Regions from separate parts of the Homo sapiens genome. Here regions 1 and 2 are each linked to region 3. A link is a contact called in ENCODE Hi-C or POLR2A ChIA-PET data. All regions are on one chromosome and are shown on one strand. Each heading gives the region's core, a stretch centred on a gene start or an enhancer-like site at or near the end of the contact. The rest is flanking DNA. Distances are from core to core; before and after follow the strand shown.

What was found. A loop is a pair of places that touch in the nucleus more often than their neighbours do. ChIA-PET counts read pairs that join two places held with the same protein, here RNA polymerase II (POLR2A). Pooled maps may share reads with other maps.
Region 1: a loop to region 3 is called in a pooled map, with 2.0 times the contacts of the local background. The contact joins two enhancer-like sites. A Hi-C loop is called at or near these places in 1 of 50 pooled maps. POLR2A ChIA-PET finds 5 or more read pairs at or near these places in 5 of 52 experiments (HEK293, activated B cell, activated CD4-positive, alpha-beta T cell and 2 more).
Region 2: a loop to region 3 is called in a map of endothelial cell of umbilical vein, with 2.1 times the contacts of the local background. The contact joins two enhancer-like sites. A Hi-C loop is called at or near these places in 1 of 168 maps with a recorded cell type or tissue (endothelial cell of umbilical vein). POLR2A ChIA-PET finds 5 or more read pairs at or near these places in 6 of 52 experiments (GM12878, IMR-90, OCI-LY7 and 3 more).

What each region holds. Positions count from the first base shown.
Region 1 is chr2:12,506,073-12,510,462 of GRCh38, reverse strand. All of the region lies in intron 4 of MIR3681HG (MIR3681 host gene), which reads right to left. Among named protein-coding and RNA genes, the nearest start is that of TRIB2, 210 kb to the left of the region's middle. RefSeq lists a silencer at 2,801-2,850. Within about 2 kb of position 2,947, at least 2 of the 41 ENCODE cell types and tissues checked have a DNase peak (open chromatin) inside an H3K27ac peak, as active enhancers do.
Region 2 is chr2:12,533,504-12,537,561 of GRCh38, reverse strand. The region is part of intron 4 of MIR3681HG (MIR3681 host gene); the gene reads right to left. Among named protein-coding and RNA genes, the nearest start is that of TRIB2, 180 kb to the left of the region's middle. Within about 2 kb of position 2,806, at least 7 of the 41 ENCODE cell types and tissues checked have a DNase peak (open chromatin) inside an H3K27ac peak, as active enhancers do.
Region 3 is chr2:12,610,129-12,614,473 of GRCh38, reverse strand. No RefSeq gene overlaps it. Among named protein-coding and RNA genes, the nearest start is that of TRIB2, 100 kb to the left of the region's middle. Within about 2 kb of position 1,298, at least 2 of the 41 ENCODE cell types and tissues checked have a DNase peak (open chromatin) inside an H3K27ac peak, as active enhancers do.

The DNA of each region.
Region 1 (4,390 bases), core at 1,698-4,197, 110 kb after region 3:
TAAGCAATACCAGTTTGCTTAATGTAAATTATTGTATGCATGCTAGTTGCTGTTGCTTAGATTTAAATATTACTTCAGTATCCAAGAAAGACTAATGGTCATTTTATAATGAAAAAATGCAATTGATTAAATTAAGAATCCAACTGATGAATTTCACAGCAGATTAGACACAAAAGAATATAGAATGAGTGAACTGAAGGACAAATCAACAGAAAAATTATCCAAACTAAAAGATAGAGAGAAAAAATAATGAAAACAACCAACCAGAGGAACAAACAAACAAAAATGGATTAAGAACATCAGACACCACACACCTACAACCATCTGACCTTTGACAAACCTGACAAAAACAAGCAACAGGGAAAGGATTCCCTATATAACAAATGGTGCTGGGAGAACTAGCTAGCCATATGCAGAAAATTGAAGTGGGACCCCTTCTTTACACCGTGTACAAATATTAACTTTGGATGGATTAAAGACTTGAATGTAAAACCCAAAACTATAAAAACCCTAGAAGAAAATCTAGACAATACCTTTCAGGACATAGGCATGGGCAAAGATTTTATGATGAAATTGCCAAAAACAATTGCAAAAAAAAAATCAAAAATTGACAAATCAGATCTAATTAAACTAAAGAGCTTCTGCGCAGCAAGAGAAACCATCATCAAAGTGAACAGACAACCTATAGAATGGGAGGGAATTTTTGCAATCTATCCATATGACAAAGGTGTAATATCCAGAATCCACAAGGAGCTTAAGCAAATTTACAGAAAAAAAAAATTGAAAAGTGGGCAAAGGACATGAACAGACACTTCTCAAAAGAAGACATACATGTGGCCAACAAACATATGAAAATAAACTCAACATCACTGATCATTAGAGGACTGCAGATCAAAACCACAATGAGATACCATCTCATACCAGTCAGAATGGCGGTTATTAAAAAGTCAAGAAACAAGAGTTGAGAGGTTGAGGAGAAATAGGAATGCTTTTACACTGTTGGTGGAAACGTAAATTAGTTCAACCATTATGGAAGACAGTGTGGCGATTCCTCAAAGATTTAGAATCAGAAATACCATTTGACCCAGTAGTCCCATTACTGGATATATACCCAAAGGAATAGAAATTATTCTATTATAAAGATGCGTGCACACGTATGTTCATTGCAGAACTATTCACAATAGCAAAGACATGGAATCAACCCAAATGCACATCAATGATAGACTGGATAAAGAAAATGTGGTACATATACAGCATGGAATACTACGCAGCTGTAAAAGGAAAGGAGATCATGTCCTTTGCAGGGACATTGTTGGAGCTGGAAGCCATTATCCTCAGGAAACCAACACGGAAACAGAAAACCAAACGCCGCACGTTCTCAGTTATAAGTGGGAGCTGAACAATGAGAACACATAGACACAAGGGGAGGAACAAGACACACTGGAGCCTGTTGGGGAAGGGTGGGTGGGGGATGGGAGAGCGTCAGGAAAAATAGCTAATGCATGCGGGGCTTAACACCTAGGTGTTTGGTTGATAGGTGCAGCAAACCACCATGGCACAATTTACCTCTGTAAACCTGCGCACCCTACACATGTACTCCAGAACTTAAACAAAGAAAGAAGAAGGAACAGATTTTTTTTAAAAAGGGAAAGATATGCAGGACACGCTCAGACATGTTTACGTATGTGTAACTGGAGTCTTAGAAGGATGAGAGGAAACAGATTAGAGCAATATTCAAACAGATGATGGCTAAGGATTTTCCAAAATTGATAAAAGACAGTCCGAATATTCAGGAAGCTCATCACCTTTAAGCTACAAAAATACAAAGAAAATTAATCATCATCTAGAATTTAATGGTCAATTAAAATATTCCTGAAGCATATAGATAAAATAAAGATGTTTTTGGTAAACAAAAGCTGGAAAAGTGTATCACCTTACAGAAGGAAAATAGTTATTGATGGAAACATGAAAATGTATGAGGGAATGAAGAACACAGGAAAGGGTAACTATGGAGGTAGAGGAATTAATATTGGCTATAAAAAATGCAATAACTTGAATGTCCTGGGAATTCCAATGAAAAGGCCTAACAGTCACTATTATTCAAGGCAAGAGTGTGCAAAGGACATTAAAGTGCCCTAAGTCTCTAGCAGGAGTATGAAAGTAGTAAAAGTAATAATTTGTGTTAGACAGCGATATCTCAAGATGCATGGTATAATATCTAGGTATCCACTAAAAGAATAGCAAAGGAATGCATAATGAACAAGTTAGCAAGAGTAATTTCCTAAAGTTAGATGGAATAAAACTGTGGATAAATAAACACCTTTGTCAGAAGTGAGATTAGGGAAGTCACACTCTGCTAAGACAATGAGCACCCATGAAGAAAGGAGTTCACATTGTTCTGTAAACCTAAACACACTAACAGAACCAATGAGCACAGAAACTCAACTGGCCCCCACTGATGCTCCGTTAAGCAAAGTACTTCTCGTTTCAATGATCCAGAATGATCTTTTAATTCAAGGTGAAGGTGCCGTTACTCTCATGACAAGGATTTTTATTTCAGCTGTAATTAGAAGGGTCAGGCCAGATAAAATCTGTGTTCTCTGAGGACAACTTGAAAAGTGAAAAAAGGAATATAGGATTAATGAAAGATTCACAAGATTAAAATTGGGATTGAAAATTTGAGAGACTCTTCCCAGATCTGAAAACAGGTACTCTAACTACTCTAACCCTTCTCCCTTTTCCCCCAAAGTCACATTTTGGGGAATGGTTGCGCATCTTGTCTCTGGAAATCCTTCACCTGGCTCATAAATTCATTGATGATTCAGTGAAGTTGAGCACACGAAATCTTCTAAGGTCAGACTCATGGTTTCCTTTCAGGCTCATTAGCCTTTAATTGCGAAACCAATGCATCTGCTAACCACAAAGACATGGTTGGTGCACGCTGGAGACAGTAAAAGCTTAGTGCCATTGCTTCTGAGAGGCGGCTGTGGGCCCGGGGGCACAGTTTATGTGGGAGGGTGCCAGATGATGAAGCATCACTTTTGTGGCTTCTGAGCAGTGTAGCTCCTGCAGAAAGCATTGACTCTTCCCCCAAGGCCATTCTTCTGTATCTATTTGGCTGGCGGTCAAGGTCAGGCTTTCTTCAAAGTAGTGCAATGTGTAGTTACCAACAATTTTAAAGACGCCATAAAGACCCCCTGCCAAAAAGGGACACCCTTGCTGCCATACTAGAATGCCACGAATCCATGTCATTTGCCACTCCATTAACTCAGATCATTGAAAGGTTTTGTATTAGTGTAACCTGCAGACTTGTTCTCTAGTAGGGCAGTGTAATTAGGACCTCTTCAAAATAAGACCTTACTACTGAGAAATTTAATGAAGCAAGGCTCCTTTAAAGTTAAATCACACAAGCATCATCTCCTCATGTTCTCTGGTCTCCTGGACCCTGGTCAGGAAGCAGTGTTCTCCCAGCAGCTGTGAGTAACATTCTACCAGCATGTGCTGGGCTGCAGTTGTCTATTTATCTGCCTCTCTTATTAGATTGTGAACTTTCTGAAGGTAGTGATTTTACACATATCTCTGAATACTTAGGCTCAGGACCCGGCACTAAGAGAGTACTTTGAAAATGACTAACAGAAGAAGAGAGGGAGAGGGAATGAAGGAGAGAAAGGAAATTTGAATGGTTCAGTAAGTGTTCTTAGTTTCCTTAGCAAAACAGCATTTTCATTTTTTCTTTTTTAGTAAAGACGGAAGAAAGATCAGATGGATACAGTGACCAAAAAGCAAGTTTGGAAAAACCAGTGTTTGAACTATTGCTCAGTTACTTCTCCTGAAGGCTGCAAGGCAAGAATCTGAAATCCTTTATATGATTTTCAAATTTTTTGCAATCTGTGTCCAAACTCTGAAATTTTCAAATTCAATTCAAATTTATCTTCTACCATTCTTTATCATCACACTCCTAAGCAACATCCAAGCTAAAATTGTTCTTATTATCTGGTCCTTGTGATGGGTACAGAATTTTGCTTCTGCCTGTAATGCGTTCTCATTGGGAATAATTATTTATCCTTCAAAATTTATCTGAAAAATTGTTTCTACTTTGAAGCTATCCCCAGGCACAACTGCTTTTATTCTCCCTTTGTTCCCATTACTCTGTGTGCTCACATTTGTTACAACACTTGTCGGCCTCATTTTTAATCACTTGTCTTCCTGGCTTCTCAACTAGACAGTGTGTGAGCTGTGAAAAACAGGGCATTTCTGGTACAACCCTGCATTTTATTTATTTCTGAATCTCCGGTCTCCTGAGTTTCTGTGTTGCCTGACACAATGCAAGTACTCAGTGAAATGTTGAACAAAGATAACCTTGCAAAGACTAGAGGAATCTGAGGATGCT
Region 2 (4,058 bases), core at 1,557-4,056, 78 kb after region 3:
ATTATGTAATAAACAATTAGACTTGTTGCTATGGTGTTTCCACGTTATTCATTTTAATAGCTACATAGTATTTTATTCAGAAAATGCACCATAAATTATTGAACCATTTCTGTTTTTTTAGTTGAACTCCCATTTTGTACTAAGACATTCATTGTAGATATATACAATAATGCACTCCATGTTTACTATGCCTTTTGGTACTTTGGTTAATATTTATTTCCTGTTATGTTTTGATAGAATTTGGAAGGTAAGCATCCTATTAAAAATAGGACGCTCGTTGTTATCATAAGAAGTTCCACAAACATTCCGAATACTGTGATGTTCTATTTATATCCATCTACTCAAATACATGGACACTCGGCTCCCTTTTATGGAGTTTTGTGCATTTTGCCTCTTCTCCCTCTCCCTTCCCATTCTTCACTAGTTTAATCTTGGGAGTCTGACATCTTTGCTTAAACACCCCCCACACACACACCACCAGCAGTTTGCTTCTTGTGTCCTGTTTCTAGTCAAAAAGGAGTTAGATTGCCAGTTTTCTTTCTCTGCTTTTCACTTTTCCTGTTCTCTTTTTGCTATAATAATTGCCCATCCCATTCCTTTCTTTTTAAATTTAGCACTTGATTTCATCACTCATATTAAATATTCTTTTCAAGCATTTTCCCCTCTATTCTGTTCTTGTTGTTAATGGATTTAGGGAAATGTGGGAGTCCCTGGAAGGAAAGAGCACATCAGGGCAGCATGAAAGATAATTACAGGCCCCATGTCTGAGGTCGCATTCTTTACTTTGGCCACTATTAAATGAGCTTATTTACAACCCTCAACTTTATCCCTCTCTTTTAAAGAGACGCATATATACATTAAATGTAATACCCTCACCCCCAGCTTCATTTAATTTTACTACCAATAATATTCCCTTTTCAAGGTGTTGGGTCTACCATTTACTTGTTGAATTTTATTTTGTAAGCTGTCTCAATTTAGTTTTTGAAAGGAATGGAAAAACAAAAGAATGGACGTCTACATGATCAAATGCACATAGATTTCACAGTGAAAAAAATCATCGAAAGACCTTCCATGATGTGGCAACTCAGATACAATTGATCTTTAAAACCCAATTGAACAGAATGCCTTAGTAATTATTATTCAGAATACCAAGGCCCTGGCCCATGGTACAATTATCAGAAGCTCCATTTTTGATATTTACTGCATGTTAAGAGAACTCTCTGGAGAGGAACTGAAATAAAACAGTCTCTGGAATCACTGACGAAAGTTTCCCCTAAATGTCTGCTACATACTCAATGCGGATGAGCTGTGGTCCTTGTCATGCCTTCTCACACAAGAGGAAAGATGGTAGAATGGGAATTTCTTCTTTTCCTTGAGTAGCAAAAATTGGCCTGCTATTTACCAAACCCACTCTCTTTTTCTCCTGAGCACACAACTAGGAGACATTTTCAATGTTCCCTGAAGTTAGGTGAGGTTACATGACTGAGTCCCGGCCAATGAGATGTGTACAGAAGTGGCAAGTGCTACTTCCATGGTGGTCCACAATAGTCGATTACATGTCATTTCCTATGCTCTTTCCTTTAGTTTCAGATTCACCCAGATGCCTTGGATAATTTGTTTTGGAAAACATATATTGAAGATATCAGAGCCACAGTATGACAGAAGACTAGGTCCCAGAATCACAACTGGAAGGAAAGTCATGCACTAATGAAGAAAACAATTCTTAAGGCTTATATGAGCTGAAAACAAACTTCTGTCATGTTGCTGCCTTTATCCATTTTTAAAAGATGTTTGTCATCAGTAGTGCTACTCTAATAAAATACATCATGAGCACAATAACTTAAACTGGTCTCATTATAAATCCTAGATCTCCTATCATCACAGTTTAAATCCAGACTACTGGTGTGGAAAGGTATATAAATGCCTTCCAGAATCTGAAAGGCATAATTTTGTTCACTTATTTCAGGTTTTACTAAGGATTCCATACCCTTGGCTTCTGTTGAATTATTTCATACACACTATTTTGTAAAGTAGATAGAAGATGTGCCTAGGATTTAGGGTTTTTAATGTCTTTCCATCTTCCCAGGATGCCTATATAGTAATCATTTAAAATACAAGACAATCCAATAAGATGACATGAAGCTTTCCATGAACTCGAAGAACCAATGAGAATAGATCTCTCTAAAATATTGGTGAACAAATGAATACTTGCCAGAGTCAGAACAATGAATTTTAATTGAATTATTGCACCCACCAGGCATTCCAGAGCCAAAGCACTTTTCCTTTTTTAAGTAACAATTTTGTCTTTTAAAAAGTGTATTTCTAGCTTGACATAAGCATGACTTTTTCTTTCATGTGTCATGTATAAATGGAGCAATTTATTTTCTTTGGACTCACAGAGTAAATCCTCATCTTTGCTTGTGCTGATGGGGTGCAGGCATGTGTGGGAGGAATTCTATGAATGTGGAGCTTTTCCCGTGGGTGCAGAGAGAGTTTGATGGGAGCTGATGAGGTGTGTGTGTGTTCTTCAGACTTATCAACCACCACATGATGCTGGAAGATGAGCCAGTGAATTTGTGGGTGTTGAGCTTGTTGGATATTCTGGATGCAGGTTTTTTTTTTTAATTTACTATTTAATAAAACCCAGCTGACAAGCTTTTTTTGTAAATCATGTTTATGAGATATGAGTCAGTGATGACATATGCATAAGCGATTCCAATGAAAGGAAAACCTTTAAGGCAAGTAGTCCTTGGTTTTGTGGGAAGCTTAGCCAAGCATGTTGCTCTAGCCTCTGGGGTGAATTCTTTCCTAGCTACAGTGAGACGAGAAAATCTTCAGAGCACATTCCAAGATGGGGCTTTTTTTTTTTTTTTCTGTGAGAAGGTGAAGACAGAGACCAGTTTGGTTTGGTGGTTGTCATTCCGACTTCCCACACTGTCATAACTAGGACATGGCTGTGAAAGAACAGCTTGAAGATGAAGCAAACCCTGTTCTAGTAGCCGGGGAGCCTTTGTTTAGTTTTAGTTTAGTTTTTTGTTGTTGTCGAAGCTTTTGAAAGTCTTCTCTGAAAGTGGTTCTGTGTAGTAGGGGGGAGAGACAACTTTGTTGTTTTCTAAGAAACAAACAAAAAACCTGCTTCTTTGAATCTCCCAAATGCAAAAGCAAAGATACTTTCCTTGTACCTTCCTCCAATTCCTGCCACGCATGTTTGGGTCTCATCAGACTTCTTTCCTTACTGTGCCATCCAACGAAATGTCATGGTCCTTGAATGGCTTTATTAAATATCAGATGGCAAATACGTATGCAGTCATGAGGCACAGGAAATAGCAAACCATCCTGATATCCTCTAAATAAGCTGAACATTTCACTTGAGGGAAGGTATTGCAGATATTCCAGATTGAGGAAGAGAACACACCCTCTATAAATTGAAACCTTTCATTACAGTTTTTTAAAATCTCATATTTTCATTAGGAACTGGAAATAAGATCAATTTTCTCTTGGGAACTATATTGAAAAATATAAAGAGACAAATATAACCCAGGCAGAGAGGAATTGATGGGCACTCAAGTAGGAAATTTTTTTTAAATAAAAACTTACCTGCCCATGGTATGGTTAAGCTTGACTCAACTGCAAAATGATTTTTGTCATTGTTAGATGCCATAAGGTATTATATTAGCAGCCTAACCTACATGAGAGATTGTATGACTCAGGAGTTCAAACAGATCATCAATATTATGGCTAGAACCAAGGTTTTTAACAGTTCAGGCTACTTTCAGGAAAACTCTTTCCAAGTGTCATATGTATAAAATGTTTGGAATTCTTATTTAATGCATTCTATTATTTAGAGGGCTTGCTTCTATTATTCAGGGGCTGAATAGTGCTTTGACTTAGTTATCTACAAAATGCAACTTAAAATACAAAGGAGGGAGAGAAAGACAGACTTCTGTCAGAGGTATCCTCTGCAGTAAAACCTTTGTATTTTACTTCCTAGAAGAGCCCAGGTCTTGATCTGAAGGATCTTGAACTGCCCCAGGCATGACTGTGTGACAAAGCAGTAT
Region 3 (4,345 bases), core at 49-2,548:
CTGAGCTAGTGGTCTGAGTCTGAACTCTTTAAGGAATTTAATCGGTATCTTCAGGGGTGCTCCAGCTACAATTCCATCCTCAGGTCCATTTCTAGCCATTCTAGATTTCTTATTTCCGAGCAGAGAAACTTTCATTTGCCATTATTGCTTTTGCACTTGCCTTGTTGTATAAAATACTCCTTTCTTTTTTTTTCTTTTTCTTTTTTTTTTTGGCCATCCCATTCTTTTTAGACTGATACACTCCTGTTCTTTCTCAAAGTCCAGCTCAAATGCCATCTTCCTGCCCGTCTACTGAAGGGTCAGAGCTAACTGTTCTTTCCCTGGGCTGCCACCATCATTGACTTATATGTGCTTTAGTGCATATGAATTATTTTGTAAGGCATCAATTTCTATTTATCCCTTCACTTTCACAGTGAGTTTTTCAAGGTCAGGGTTAATGCCTTATTCACATTTTCACTTGCTCACACAGTGCCCATCACGGTTTGTAGAACATAGAGGCTACTTAGAAAATATTTGCTGAAGATACATACATCAAATATGTAAAAATGTTCACATATTTAATGTGTGTATTTCCTGCTTTGTTCAGATACCACTTAAAGTATATTTAAAGATGGGTAAAACGCAAAATGAGAAAGAGAGAAGAGAGAGAAGAGAAAAATAGGACAGACAGAAAGGGGAAGTTTGGAAATAATGAATGACAGAGCTGTAAGGTCCAGGTGTCTGGCTCTAGCCTTGGGTGACTGCTCCACAAGGCTTTGTGCTGTCTCTTATCCTTAGGGTGAATGTGCAGAGGCATGAGGAAAGAAGCAAGTACCAGGATTTGCTTTTATTTTGCCATAAGCGTGGGAAGGGCAGGGTGAGGCTTCCAGGCCTGCCAGCATTTCAGGGTAAAGGTCCCTGGTCTACCCCATTAGCAAACCTCACAGCTTCGGCACATTCCATAGCGACCACTGGTCTCTGGCTGAGGTGGAGGAAGCCTAACACCCCCTTTCCCCTGTTCTTACTTTATAGTTGAATGTACGACGCTTTTGTTTTGTTTCTACAGCTTCCTGCTCTGTCCATCTGTCCTTAGGCCAGCTCCACCTGTGTGTTTCTGGTAGCCAGCTGTGCCTTCCAAGTGCTGAAAAACATACACCAAGACGCCAGAAAGAGCTGCCTTTCCTCCCACTGTAACACAGTTATGAGGGACACTGTTAGGTAGGGAGGGACTTTTCGGTCCACTGAGTTCTCTTCAGCTAAGCTGTCATTGTTTTTCCTTCAGGCTGTCTAGCTGTTATGCCAACCAGAACAACAAGCATAGCTGTTTAACATGCATATCCTGTGTCTTATTTTGGACAATTTAATCAATATTTCATCAGAAAATTGTTTTATAGCCCTTTGGAAATGTGATGTTTAAAAGGCTGATTGCATTTTTAAGTAGATTGGTTCTTCAAGCCCATACTACTTATTTTTATTTACAGTAAGCTAAACATATTTACAACAGAATTTGATAAGTTCTGACATATGCATATATCCATAAAACCATCAACACAATCAAGATAATGAATACATCCATCACCCTTCAAAAGTTTCCTAGTGTCCCCCTGTAATCCTTCCTTCCTGATTCTCTTTGTATTCCAGACAATGATGATGTGTGTTCTCTCCCTACACGAGTTCACATTTCCTGGAGTGTTATCTAAATGAAATCATACAGTATGAGCTCTTCTTTCATCTGCCTTCTTTAACTTAGCATAATTATTTTTAACAATATTAGTTACATTTAGCAAATGTAGCAATATTTGGTTCTTTATATTCCGTTTTATAAATCTACCACAATTTGTTTATCTATTCATCTATTGTCTATTGACATTTGGGTTATTTCCAGATTTGGTCTATTACAAACGATGCAGCTATGAAAATTTTGAACATGGCTTTGTATGAATATATACCTCTTTTTCTTTTGGGTGAATTATTAAGAGCAGAATGTGTTTAATGTACATGTATATTTAGCTTTTTAAGAACTTATCAAACCGTTTTTTAAAGTGGCTTTAACATTTACATTACACCAGCAGTATATGAGAGTGCTATATCTTCTCCAACTCTCGATATGGTCATACTTTTTAATTTAGCACTTCCCACAGTCATGTAGTGGTATCTCAATGTGGTTTTAATATTCATTTCCTTAATGATTAATAAGACAGAGCTTATTTTCATGTGGTTATTTTTTGTGTGCTTATATCTTCTTTATTGAAGTGTCTATTCAAATATTTGGCCTTTTTTTAAGTTTTCTTATTGTATTTTAAAAGTTATGTATTCTGATACAAGCCCTTTGTCAGATATATGCTTTGTAAATATTTTTTCTCATCTTTGTGTTTCTTTTTTAATTTTCTTAACGTCTTTCAAAGAGCAGCAATTTTTAACTTTGGTGAAGTTCAAGTAATCAATTTATTCTTTTATAGATCCTAGTTTTAGTATCATGTATTTTCCTGACCTGACCTGACAGAGAATTTCTTCTAGAATTTTGATAGTTTTCACTTTTATAATACATCAAGGTCTATACTTTATCTTGAGTTATTTCTACATATGGTGAAATATGTAGATCTAAGTTTATTTTATTTTATTTTTGCATATGGATATCAAATCATTACAGTGTCATTTCTTAAAAAGACTATTCTTTCTCTACTGAACTGCTCTTGCATGCTGAAAATCCATTATCCAAATATATAGGGGTCAATTTCTGAAGTCCCTATTCTGTTCTATTGATCTGTCTTTCTGTATATTTGCACTAATACCACACTGTCTGGATAACTGCATTTTTATAATAAGTATTAAATTCAGGGAGTGGTAGTCTTTCAAATTTATTCTGCTTTTAAAATTTGTTTTGGCAATTATTGGTCCTTTGCAGTTTTATATGAATTTTGAAATCAATATGTTGATTACTACTAAAATATTTTTGGGGGTTTTGATTGGATTGCTTTGAATCTACAGGGTAATTTGGGAACAAATTTATGTTTTAATAATATTGAGTCTTCTGACCTATGAACAAGGTGTATCTCTCTACTTATTTAGATCCTCTTTATCTGTGCAATGTTTTAATTTTCAGTATAGAGGACTTTCATATATTTTATAATTATCATTATGAAACTATTTTTGTCATTTCTAGCAATATCATTTTCTCTAAAATCTACTTTGGTATTAACATAGCCAAAACAGCTTTATTTTGAGGAGTGTTAACATGATATATCTTCTTCTATCCTTTCACATTTAACTTATTTATGTTTTTACATTTAAACTGTATTTTCTTAAAGGCAGCATATATCTTACTATGTTTTTTTCATAAAATATGACAATTTCTGTCTTTCAGTGCAGTTTTCTAAACTATTTAAATTTAAGGCACTTATTTCTATAGTTAGGTTCAAGTCTAGCATCTTGCTATTTAAAAAAAATTCTGTTTTTTTGTTCCCATTTTCTTCTTTCTCTGCTTTTAGTTTGGATTAATTGTGCATTTTTGGGGATTCAATTTTATCTCTTCTGCCTGCTTAGCTATAACTCATTGTTTTGTTATTTTAGTGGCTGCTTTAAGATTTAACTTATCACATTTGACCTAAAGATAATATTTACTACTTCACATGTGGTATAAGAACCTTAACAAAATGTTTTCATTTCTCCTGTCTGAGACTTTATATATTTTACTTACGCATGTTATTATGTATACTATTATTTTTATTAACAATCAATTATCTTGTAAAGAGATTTAAATGCTAAAAAGTTTATACTTCCCCATGTAGTAGTCATTTTTAGGCCACTGATTCCTCTGTCTAGACTTATATTTGCATGTGACATTATTTTCCTTCTGTCCAAAAGACTCCTTTTAACATTTTTAGTGTATGTGTCTGCTGGTGATGAGGCTTTCTACTCATTTATTTCTGAAAGCATTTTGTTTCCTTTTTGTCTTTTGAAAGATATTTTTGCTGAGTATAGAATTTATGGTGGAAAATATTTTTCCTATCAGTAATTTAAAGATGTTGTTGGCTCCATTGTCTTCTTGCTTGTATTATTTCTGATAAGAAATATGCTTTCATTTTTTTCTTTGTTCCTGTGTATAAAATGCAACTTATTTTTTTCTGGCTGTTTTAAGGTTTTTCTCTTAATGGATGGTTTTGCACAATTTGGTGACAATATGCATCAGTGTAGTTTTCTTCACATTTCCTAGATTTATAGGTTTGTAATTTCATCAATTTTGAAAATGTTTTGGCAAATTTGTCTTTGTATATCTTTTCTGTTCCCTCTGCTTTTTTTTCCCCCTTCTACTCAAGGGACTTCAAACTATATATTGAGCTGCTTAAAGTAGTCCTATACGTCACTA